2 separate regions of the Homo sapiens genome follow, and region 2 is linked to region 1. A link is a contact called in ENCODE Hi-C or POLR2A ChIA-PET data. All regions are on one chromosome and are shown on one strand. Each heading gives the region's core, a stretch centred on a gene start or an enhancer-like site at or near the end of the contact. The rest is flanking DNA. Distances are from core to core; before and after follow the strand shown. Region 1 holds the start of METTL24 (methyltransferase like 24). Region 2 overlaps METTL24 (methyltransferase like 24).

Evidence for each region. A loop is a pair of places that touch in the nucleus more often than their neighbours do. ChIA-PET counts read pairs that join two places held with the same protein, here RNA polymerase II (POLR2A). Pooled maps may share reads with other maps.
Region 2: a map of ovary shows a loop between it and region 1 (3-fold over the local background). The contact joins the enhancer-like site here to the promoter of METTL24 in region 1. A Hi-C loop is called at or near these places in 5 of 168 maps with a recorded cell type or tissue (ascending aorta, dorsolateral prefrontal cortex, esophagus muscularis mucosa and 2 more) and 8 of 50 pooled maps. POLR2A ChIA-PET finds 5 or more read pairs at or near these places in 4 of 52 experiments (A673, HEK293, OCI-LY7 and 1 more).

What each region holds. Positions count from the first base shown.
Region 1 is chr6:110,355,784-110,360,980 of GRCh38, forward strand. METTL24 (methyltransferase like 24) reads right to left here and starts at 2,566. Exons shown (of 5, transcript NM_001123364.3): 1 at 2,172-2,566. The coding sequence starts at 2,489. RefSeq lists an enhancer at 4,903-5,197.
Region 2 is chr6:110,323,678-110,328,385 of GRCh38, forward strand. The region is part of intron 1 of METTL24 (methyltransferase like 24); the gene reads right to left. Among named protein-coding and RNA genes, the nearest start is that of METTL24, 32 kb to the right of the region's middle. Within about 2 kb of position 1,739, at least 7 of the 41 ENCODE cell types and tissues checked have a DNase peak (open chromatin) inside an H3K27ac peak, as active enhancers do; they include sigmoid colon, where a contact is called at or near this core.

The DNA of each region.
Region 1 (5,197 bases), core at 1,316-3,815:
AAACACATCCAGAAACCAACCACTTCTCACCACCTCCACACCTACCACAGCAAGCCACCCCCATCTCCAGCCTGAATCACTGTGGCAGCCTCCTAGCTCCTAGCAGGGATGAGTGTGAACCTCCCCTCCAGCGCCCCACTGAGTCTATGCATTCCAAACCTGTCCTTTGTAGGACAGGCTCCAGCCATCAGTACTGTCGTTTGAGGTACAGACAAAGAGTTAAGAGTAATTACTTGACAGATGACAGCAGAAACAACAGATGCTGAGTGAATCTAAAAGGAAAACTGCAGGGAGGGGTTGAGGGTGTCAAGGATGGAACATTGAGGACATCCAGAGGGGAATAAAAGAAGCCCCACTCTTAAGAAACATCACAGTGTTGGCCAGGCGCAGTGGCTCACGCCTGTAATTCCAGCACTTTGGGGGATTGAGGCGGGTGGGTCACTTGAGGTCAGGAGTTCGATACCAGCCTGGCCAACATGGTGAAACCCATCTCTATTAAAAATACAAAAATTAGCCCAGCGTGGTGGTGCACGCCTGTAATCCCAGCTACTCGGTAGGCTGAGCCAGAAGAATCGCTTGAACCCGGGAGACGGAAGTGGCAGTGAGCCAAGATCAAGCCACTGTACTCCAGCCTGGGCGACACAGCAAGACTCCGGCTCAAATAAAAAAAAGAAAAAGAAAAGAAAAGAAAAGAAAAAGAAAAGAAAGAAACATCACATTGTAACTCAAATATGTCCCCCGCCTTGAGCAGCCTTTCTTGACTCCCCAGGCAGAGCTGAAGGCCTCAATTACAGGATTGGAAATCACCGGATGCCTGTGCTAAGAGCCTCCCCCACGAGAATCTGAACTCGTTTTGTGCCTCCAGCACCAGATGCCTACCTGGTAAGCCCTTGGCAAAACTGTGCTGAATGTTTAACATGGTATCACGGACAGTGAATTAGGAACTTGGAGAGGAAGTGGCTGCTTTCTTCTGGAAGATCTAATCAAGACTTTACACAGGAGGTGAGGTTTGCGAGATAGAAAAAGGTATTTCAGTTTATCCAGGAAGTTAGCACGATGGCCCAGCAAGGAACAGCAGTGGTGTGGAAAAACGGAGGGCGAGGCCCGAAGGAAGCGAGGAAGTGAAGCCCGGCAGGAGTGCTGGGTTGTGGTGCTGAAAAGTAGGCTAGCACTGGGCAGCCGAAGACAGCAGCGAGGCAAAGGAAGAGTTGTTCCCTCCCCTCCAGGACCGGTGATGGGAAGCGGGGTGGAGGTTGGGGTGGATGTCTAAAAGAAACGAGGAACAGCCGGGCAACGGAAAGTAGTTGCTTTGGAGAACGTGGTTGAGGCTGGAAGCAGGAGTTGATGGGTAAAAGGATGAGGAGAGCTCATACCTGTAGTTCTTTTCATTTCCATGTACGACGCAAATTACCGAGCTCCAAAAAGGAGATGAGCCCAAAACCTTAACAATCAGAGGCTAAAAATGGACTAATCAGTGAGGTGTAAGCCAAGAAGTTAATGAGGTAGGAGGCACAACACGGTCGAGAGTTATAAGACAAACCCAGGTTATTACTTGGGTCCTCGAGGATCCAATTAACTTCTCATTAAGTGGGGCTGGGTGCTCGGCTTCTCAACTGGCGCCAGCCTCCCAGCCCCCAGCCAACGCCTGGAATGAGACTCCAGGGAAATTCGGCCAGCTGGTGGATCTTCAGCGAGATGAAGGCAGTGGCGTGGACAGGCCATTCACGGCGATACCCACCCAACTCTGTCCAGGCCTTAAGCAGAAGGCTGGGAGCAGCACAGCACATCAATGGCAGCCACAACGCCTTCCTTTCCCTTTCCCTTTCCCTGCCTATCACGCAAACACTCCCCTACTAAAGTGTATCCTCCGTGAGAACAGGGCTCCGTCCTTCTTCACGGGATGCGCGGAGCCTAGAAGGGCGCCCGGCCACGGCGACCCCCAAGTACTGGCTGAATAGTGAATGAACTCCGCTTGGCCGCACTTCAGTCTATCTGGGCACTGAAAGATGCGACCCGTGGAGCCGCCTAAGAGAGCACAGGGGGAAGAGAAGAAGCGGAAGCCTCCGGAGGTCCCATCGAGGCGGCCTGCGGGACCTGAGCGCCGGGCTCCGTAGCGCGGTCGGGAGGGGGCTTCTGGTCCCAGGCCCAAGACCGACCGCTTTGCAACTGACCTTCCGGCGGGGGCGCCCGCGCGGGGCACAGCAGCCAGGCTCCGGCGTCCCGCTCCCGCCGCCCCCCGGCGGCGCCCGGCGACCGCTGCGCACGTAGGTCACCTGCCTCCTGCTGGCGCCGCGCGGCTGGCCCGGCGCGGGCGGCAGGTGCGGCCCAGGTGGCCGCCAGGCCGGGCCCGGCGGGGCGCTGCGGGTGGGGGACCCGGGCCCGGCGCGCCGCAGCTCTGCGCAGAGCCGCAGGCCGAACAACAGCACAGCCCCGAGTAGACACCGGCGCAGGACGCCGCAGCCCCTCCCGGGCGGCCTCTCCCGGGCCATGGCGCTACACTCGGGGTCCCGCGGGCCGCGCCTGGCCGGCAGCAGGGATGTAGCCCCACAGGCCGGAGCGGCCAACTGTGGGAACTCCCCCGCGGGCCGGGGTGCGGGCTCGGACCCGCCTCCCTCCCTCCCGACCGAGGAAGCCCCGGCGTAACCTTATCCTGCCCTGCCGAGCGCGCCCCGCCGCTGGAACGGTGGTGGGCCGAACGCGGTCACAGGGGGCCCTCTCCGCCCCTCCGGAGGTGCCAGGGCCCGGCTGTACAGGGTCCCTCAAGAGGTGCCCTCCGCCCCGGCCTCCAAAGCCTGACGGAGCTGAAAGACATAGGGCCAGAAAAAGCGCATTCCTAACGGGATCCCGGGCCATAACTTCATTTTCTGGTATTAGTGTTGTTGGAGAAACACAGGAGGAGGGTAGGTGAGCATACAAGGAACAGTCAAGCAGTTTGCACCATTAAGCACAATATAAAAATAAATAGCACTTATGCCCGGGCTTACAACTTCTCTCTCTCTCTCAAGAAAGAAAGGGATTGGGGGGCGAAGAGAATAGCACTCAATGCAGAATAATCAAATTAGAGTTATTCTATGTCTAAATTCTGCCTGAAGCCAATTCGTGCTTTCTTTCCGTGTTATGAAATGTGTGGGGGTGAAGAAGAAGAGGGAAAAAGCCAGCTAAGACATCTGACAGCGGGTTGGTGAGGAGGGGGGAGAGAGAACAGAAGTTACCATGGCATGATGTAAATCAAATTAATTTAGCTCCAAACACACACCTCCCTGCTGTCTCGCAGAAATACAGAGGGACAAATTTATCTTTCGGCAAAATGCTCCCCAGCTGGTATTTCCATCACCACCTTGACCTTAATTAATCAGACTGAACTCTCACAGCCTGAAGTCCAGTGGTGGATGTTCCATTTTCAATTGTTAGTAGAATCCTTTCCCACAACCCATTTGGGGTGGGTTTGGGTTTTAGGTTTGAGTTTGGGTTTAGATTTTTTTAAGCTGTAGTCACTTTTCTTTTTTTCCTTGCTTTACTCTTGCATTTTCCATGCTTCCATGGGAGACTGCGCCTGTAGACCTATCCTCTTCCCCCGTAACAGCCTACAGCATGGACAAGAGAGAACAAATATGGGGCCCTACCCCCCTGCCCTTTTGAATGTTGGGTATTTTCCGTAGGAAGCCCTCGTCTCTAAAATCCTCTTCTCTTCCTGGCTTAAGAAAGACCCAATTTATTCCCTGCTAGTGAACAAAGCACTTGGGCTGTTTCTCTACATGTAACAAAATATCTCCACCCAGTCTAGTCCACCCCCTGGCCACACCAGATCCTCAGGCTCCTGAACGTTCCATTAGGATTGACTTTTGCTTTTTTCTTAGATGAGTCCAGGGGATATTGCAGATGGGTTCTATTTTAACAAATTTAAACAAGTACGAGTTTTTCCTTACACAAACTGAGAGCCAGCCTCACATCCTGTGACTATTTACTTGAACTGTGTTTGAACCAGGACCCTGCCGTTCAAGCACTATGAGACTTTCAACGAAGTACTGGACCTCTCTGAGTTTCCGTTTTCCCATGAATAAACAGATCTATATATATGGCAGGATTATAAATGTTGCATAAAATATTATATGTTTCATGCCCAAATAATACTGGCTCACAGAAGGGTCTCAATAGTAATTATTTTGTTATTTACCATGGAAGAAAATCCTGGATGTTGTCATGAAAAACAAAAGGTAAGCATTGATTCCAAAGTGGGCAAAGATAAAGTATAAGGAAATTTACAAATAATTTATACAGCATTCTCTGGAATTCAGAGTACCCAATAATTTCAAGAAAATAACAATTAATCATCAAGAAACGAACTCTGTTAAGTTGTATAAGGCTCTTTAAGACAGAGTTTGTAGGGTGCTTGATAAACCTGGATTGGTAATGTCTGATGTAGACTTTGCTGGAAGTTTTATTTTCTATGCAGTCAACACAGTGCCGCTAACTAGAGAAGTCATATTTTGAAGATCATGGTGCCACTAGTGCGTACCCTCTGCTCCTCTGTTGAGTTTCTCTCTGGGGGTGGGTGGGGAAGCATAAGCACTCTCCTATATTATTAAAATGGGGATATTTAATAAGACTCTGGGCTGGGGGTGGAGGATGGAGTGGGGGTGCATACAAAACAGTGTAGCTCTTGAAGAGAATGGGCAGGATGACCTCATATTTTCCTTTATCTCATTTCTACAGTTCTCTAATAAAATGTTTTCATTATGGAAAAAAATTCAAATTACATGGAATATTTAAATAGCCTTTTATCTTTTGCAGTTGTGTTTATGTCTATGTGTTTATTACTAATAAAAAAGAACCGTTTATATGTATGTAGCATCAATTTTCTGGAAGAAACCTATTTTTAACTTCCACACAGTGTTTTCCTGTGTGGTGGATGATAATGAATAGTAAAATGGGTCAGTCTGTGGGCTGAAGAGGCAAATCTAATGGATCACTGTTGTAGCTGACAAGCAATCTTTCATTCACGACCTTTGCTTTTCTTATAGAGTTGAACTTGTCTCAGTCCTTTCTGGATGTGTCTCAAAAATGCAGATAATCATTAACCGCTGTGTCATAGGCTGGTTAATTAAACAAGCAGGTCAGTAAACCACAATAGCGGCTTTCATCAGATCACAGATTACATCCTCCTAGAGGTTTTAGCCAGAAAAATGTGTGAAACAGA
Region 2 (4,708 bases), core at 489-2,988, 33 kb before region 1:
TCAACACCAAGAGACCTCCAGGAGGTTTGCTGCAATTCCCAGGGGTGGGGACGGCTCGTGCAGGGTAGGGAAGGGCTGGGGGAAGGGAGAGCTCCAGCAGCTGGCGGGGTCAATGTCTAGTGCCAGGAAAGGCTTTGGGCGTCATAGCATAGGTTTCCTGCAGTGTAGTGAGAATGGGCCCCTAAACCCCTTTTTATATGGTGAGGAAGTAGGCAGGGGAGGGTTCTGGGGGCAAGATAAAGGGATCATTCACATATACACAGTGTTCTCCAGTCAGGTACTGTGGTGGGAACTCTCAGCACCCAAGAAAGAAACATCTAGACAGGCCAGCCGTGAGATGCTTTAGTACAAATGTGGTTTGTTGCCCCTAGATGGGGTGGCCTAGGTGACTCGGGGTTACATAGAAAACAGGAAAGTAGTGGGGAACAAGGTTAGTCTATGTGAAGCCAGACGGTCTGGGTTTGGGGAAGAGGAATCCATTCTCACTTGGGCGTCTGAGATCAATACCAGCGCTTTGGAAGTGATCAAGGGTTATTCAGTTTTGGCATTATTAGACACACATCATTGCAGAATCCCTGTAGAGCCCACAGTCTCACATCCCCACAGCCTGTACTACCCTTGTGGGGGCTGAGCCTCACGCAGTCCCTCTAGATTGAAGGAGGCCTCCCTGGTTTCCCGCAGACTGCCTCTTTTTTCAGGAACCCATAGGGCAGGGCCAGCTGTATGGGCATGCAACCTGTGCAGTCTTAGGAGGCCATGCTCAGTTTAATGCTCTGCTGATGCTGTCTCGAAATTCTTAGTAATTTTATTATTTTTTTTATTACTGCTCCTTGCAGAGCAGGGCTAACTCACAGGCAGTGTGCCTAGAGTCAGTCAAAATTCTTAAAAATTTTTGAACAAAAGGCCCTGCATTTCATTTTATACTGGGCCCACGAATCATGTAGCCAGTCTTCCCTGAGGGACACCTTCTGAAAGAACAGCCTTTTCTTGTAGCTCTTCTTGTTCTGTGCAGGCTGAGCAGGCAGAGACTCTAGTAAGAGAGCTGGAGAACATTAAGTCATACATCTTTCCAGTTAATGCCTCCCACACCCTCATTTCTTTTTTCCTTCTCTGAATTCGATGTTGATTACCATTTGGTCAAACAATATTTATTGAGCCTTAGCCACTCTGTGCCAGGCACTGGTAAATAGAGATATGACTAAAACCCAGGCTCTCCCAAGAGGCACTCATGGTCAGGTGGGGGAGACAGATATGTACAAAATAACTTCGATAGTAAAATGCTAAAATATTCAGGAGAGTTGTTCTCTTTAGGAAATTATTCGATTCTGAAATCATAAATTATCAACACATTTAAACACAAATGCCTCCAGTCCTGCTTGGTCACATTGACAGAGTGAGTGCTTCCCAGGTTGCTGCAGCAGCCAGCACAGCAATATGATGTCCCAGGAGCACTCAGCTAGGCCCGGGGTTTAAAACCTCCCACTTCACTGTCATGGACCACTCACAAGGGCCCCGAGCATCTGGCCCAGGAGTCCCTGGATGAAAATGATGAAGTTCACATGTTATGGTTTTCCTCAAAATCAGGAGTTGGAAAATCTTTTCTATAATGGGTCAAATAGCCAATGTTTTAGACTTTGCAGGCCACACAGTTTCTGTTGCAACTCTTTGCCTCCTGTTGTAGCTCAAAAGCAGCCATAGACAGTAAGTAAACAAATGGTTATGGCTGTCTTCCAATAAAGCTCCATTTACACAAACAGGCAGCAGGCTGGATTGGGCCTGCAAGCTGTAGTTTGCTGACTCCTGCTCCAGCTGATCCTAATTCAGAGGTAGGCTGGCCTAAAAGGGGGGGTTGACTGAAATAATGCAAGGGAGACAGACTATGATGTTGTTGGGGCTCAGAATATGATTTCCCAAAGTCTTGTGCTTTGGCATGGTATGAACTTTAAAGTGTTGTAGGACTTTCTCCTTAGTTCAGGTAAAATGGGGTCTTTGTCAGATGACCATGAGAGACTGGGCTCACAGACACTTTGAAGGGTGAGAAAAATGGAATTTACTGGGCAAAAAGGAAAAAAGAGAAACAGGGACTCTCAGCAAAGCAAAAGTTCTGCTAGCTGGCTTCCTGCCTCACAGATTGAATCCCAGTTTCCACCCCAGAAGAGGAGAGGCCAGGCTCCTCCCCACTGCAAATGGTGCAAACTTCCCAGGGGCTCTGGCCCGTTGTGCATTCCTCCCAGTGCACAGGCTGGTCAGAGTTTCTCTGGGGTCCCCTTTATACTTGACTGTCTCAAAAAGACACTGGATGGGCCTCAAAGGCGAGTTCTCTCTGACCTTCTGTGGCCCTCCTGTCTCTCACTCCTCTTTCTTCCCCAAAGTGAGTTCTAGAAACCAGAATTCCTCTTCCGCAAGGCAGGTGAGAGAAACTGGAGACCCTCTTCCCAAAGCAAGCCATAAAATCTACAAAGGTCACTCTCTCCCTTCTCCCCAAATACCTTTGTTCCAGAGGGATCTTGCCCCATACCCAGGAGGAAGAAACACTACACAGAGAGACCAAGAGGAAGCTGAACAGACAGGCCTTGCTGGGGTTCCCCGCTCAGTCTATTACCATTACATCAGACCCTTTTGTCCAATCACACTTCCACGTAGCTGTCCATCTTCATGGAACCTAAGCATTAAAATAGATCATTTTCCCTGCATCTCTAGGTCTTCATTTCTGAAGGCTTCCATGTCATGTAAAACTTTGATTAAATAAATGTGTTATGCTTTTCTCTTGTTCACCTGTCTTTTGTTAAGAGTGTTGGCCGTATGCTTATGGTGAGTGAGGAAAGGTATTACACCTAGATTATAACCAATGTTGTTAACTGGGTGACTTGGGCAATCAGTCAGGGACCCAGCAGGATCCAGTGGGCTCATTCAAACTGGCTAATTTGAGAGAATTTAACAAAAAGTCTATTTACAAAGGTGTGGGCAGGGCTTAAGGAAACCAATAAAGAATAAATAATGCAATACCTGTGTCTGGTAACACCGGAGAGCCCTTACAAGTCTAAAGGGAACTATATGGAGAAGTCTGTAGTACAGGAATACAGCCAATCCTATTACATACTCCACCCTGTCTGCCCCACCCACCAATCTCCTGCCTCCTGTTGGCCAAACTCAAAGGGAAAGCAGGGAAGACTGAGGCTGTGCTTGGTCCCTGCAGGTCAGCCTCCCGGGGTGGAGCAGGGTGGAGGTTGGGCCAGCAGGGGCAAATGGAAGGCTTCTTGTTCCAGCATTCTTTGGAAAGAGGCAGTGAGACTTGACCAAGGAGTCATTCATTCATTCAGTGGGCATTTGTGCCACATGCCAGGCTCTGTGTCACAATTTAATATAGGCCACAGCTGTGTAAACCAATAAATGCCATAACGGTTATAGGGGCTCTGACAGAGATCTCTACAGGGTACACTGGGGGCACAAAAAGGTACAGCGCCTGAGTATTACTCCAAAATAAATGACTGAAAATACAAAGGCAGAGCATGGGAAGCAGTCTCCACTACTAGAAGCCCAAAAGCACATCAAAGGTCTTTCCAGCATTATTAAAGACATCTTAAACACAGTAGCAGCATTTAACCTGAGCTAACATACAAAAGTAACTTCACAGATCAATAATTTAGAATCCATATGGTAAATCAATATGGTGAAACTATAGAATGATCTTAAGGGTCCACAAATAGTATTCTTCTTGCAACCTAATATTTTTCATTTCCAACTGAGTGTTGACCACAAAGAAGCTAAGCACAGCAGCTGGAACAGTGAATAATGTTAAGTTGAGGAGTCTCAGATGGGGATATAATAGAAACACCGCAAATAGATGCCCTCAGAAGTGCTCTGGCTTAATGCTTTGGTTGAGCTGTTTAAAAAACATTTCACATAAAGCAATGTTCTTATTGGAATCAGTCTGACAGCAGTTTGTGATTATTTCCCCATGGAAACCGCTAGCTTTTATCATCTCTTTCAATTATCATTTGTCTTAATTCTCTAGTGTATACATCAACATTTGTCCTTCCCAAATTCCCACAAAGAGAATTCTCTGAGCACCTTAAAACGTCAATGGCAGGTTAAATAGAAAAGGACAAAAATCATCTTTCCCTTTTTAAAACCTCTTTTTAATCATTGTGATTTTACTCCAAACAATTCCCTAAATGCCAGGGTACATTAAATGCCTATCATCCACGTGTTTCAAATATCAAGTGGCCATAACAACGCCACCCCTATTGCTCCCAGGAGGTGGGAACGTGGATTCCCAATCCTGCCTGCCACCTGTACTTCCTCTTCAGACAGGTAAAGCAGCAGCTTAAGCAGAGGTGGCTGGAAATAACATCATTTTGGATTGGTCTGTTTGTCTGTCCCCAGGAGGCCTGAGCTGAAATGTCAAATGAGGTATTACAATGAGTTGCCACAGAGAAGCAGCTTTGTTCCTGAGCTCCTGCAGGAGTGGGGACCCCCTCTATTTCTAAACCACCAGGGCATTCATACAGAGGGGCCTGCCCCACCTCAGACAAGCATTTCTCAGGGCAGGCGTGGTCCTGATTTCCAATGTAAGGAAGCAGCCTCCTTTCAGTTTTGCAAAGGCCTTATCTGGCACCTTGTCCAGACAATGTGCATTGAAAAGTGAGCAGGCTTCTTCTAATGAGAGGCAAATGTTTTCATTACTAGAGAAAAATTCCAAAAATTC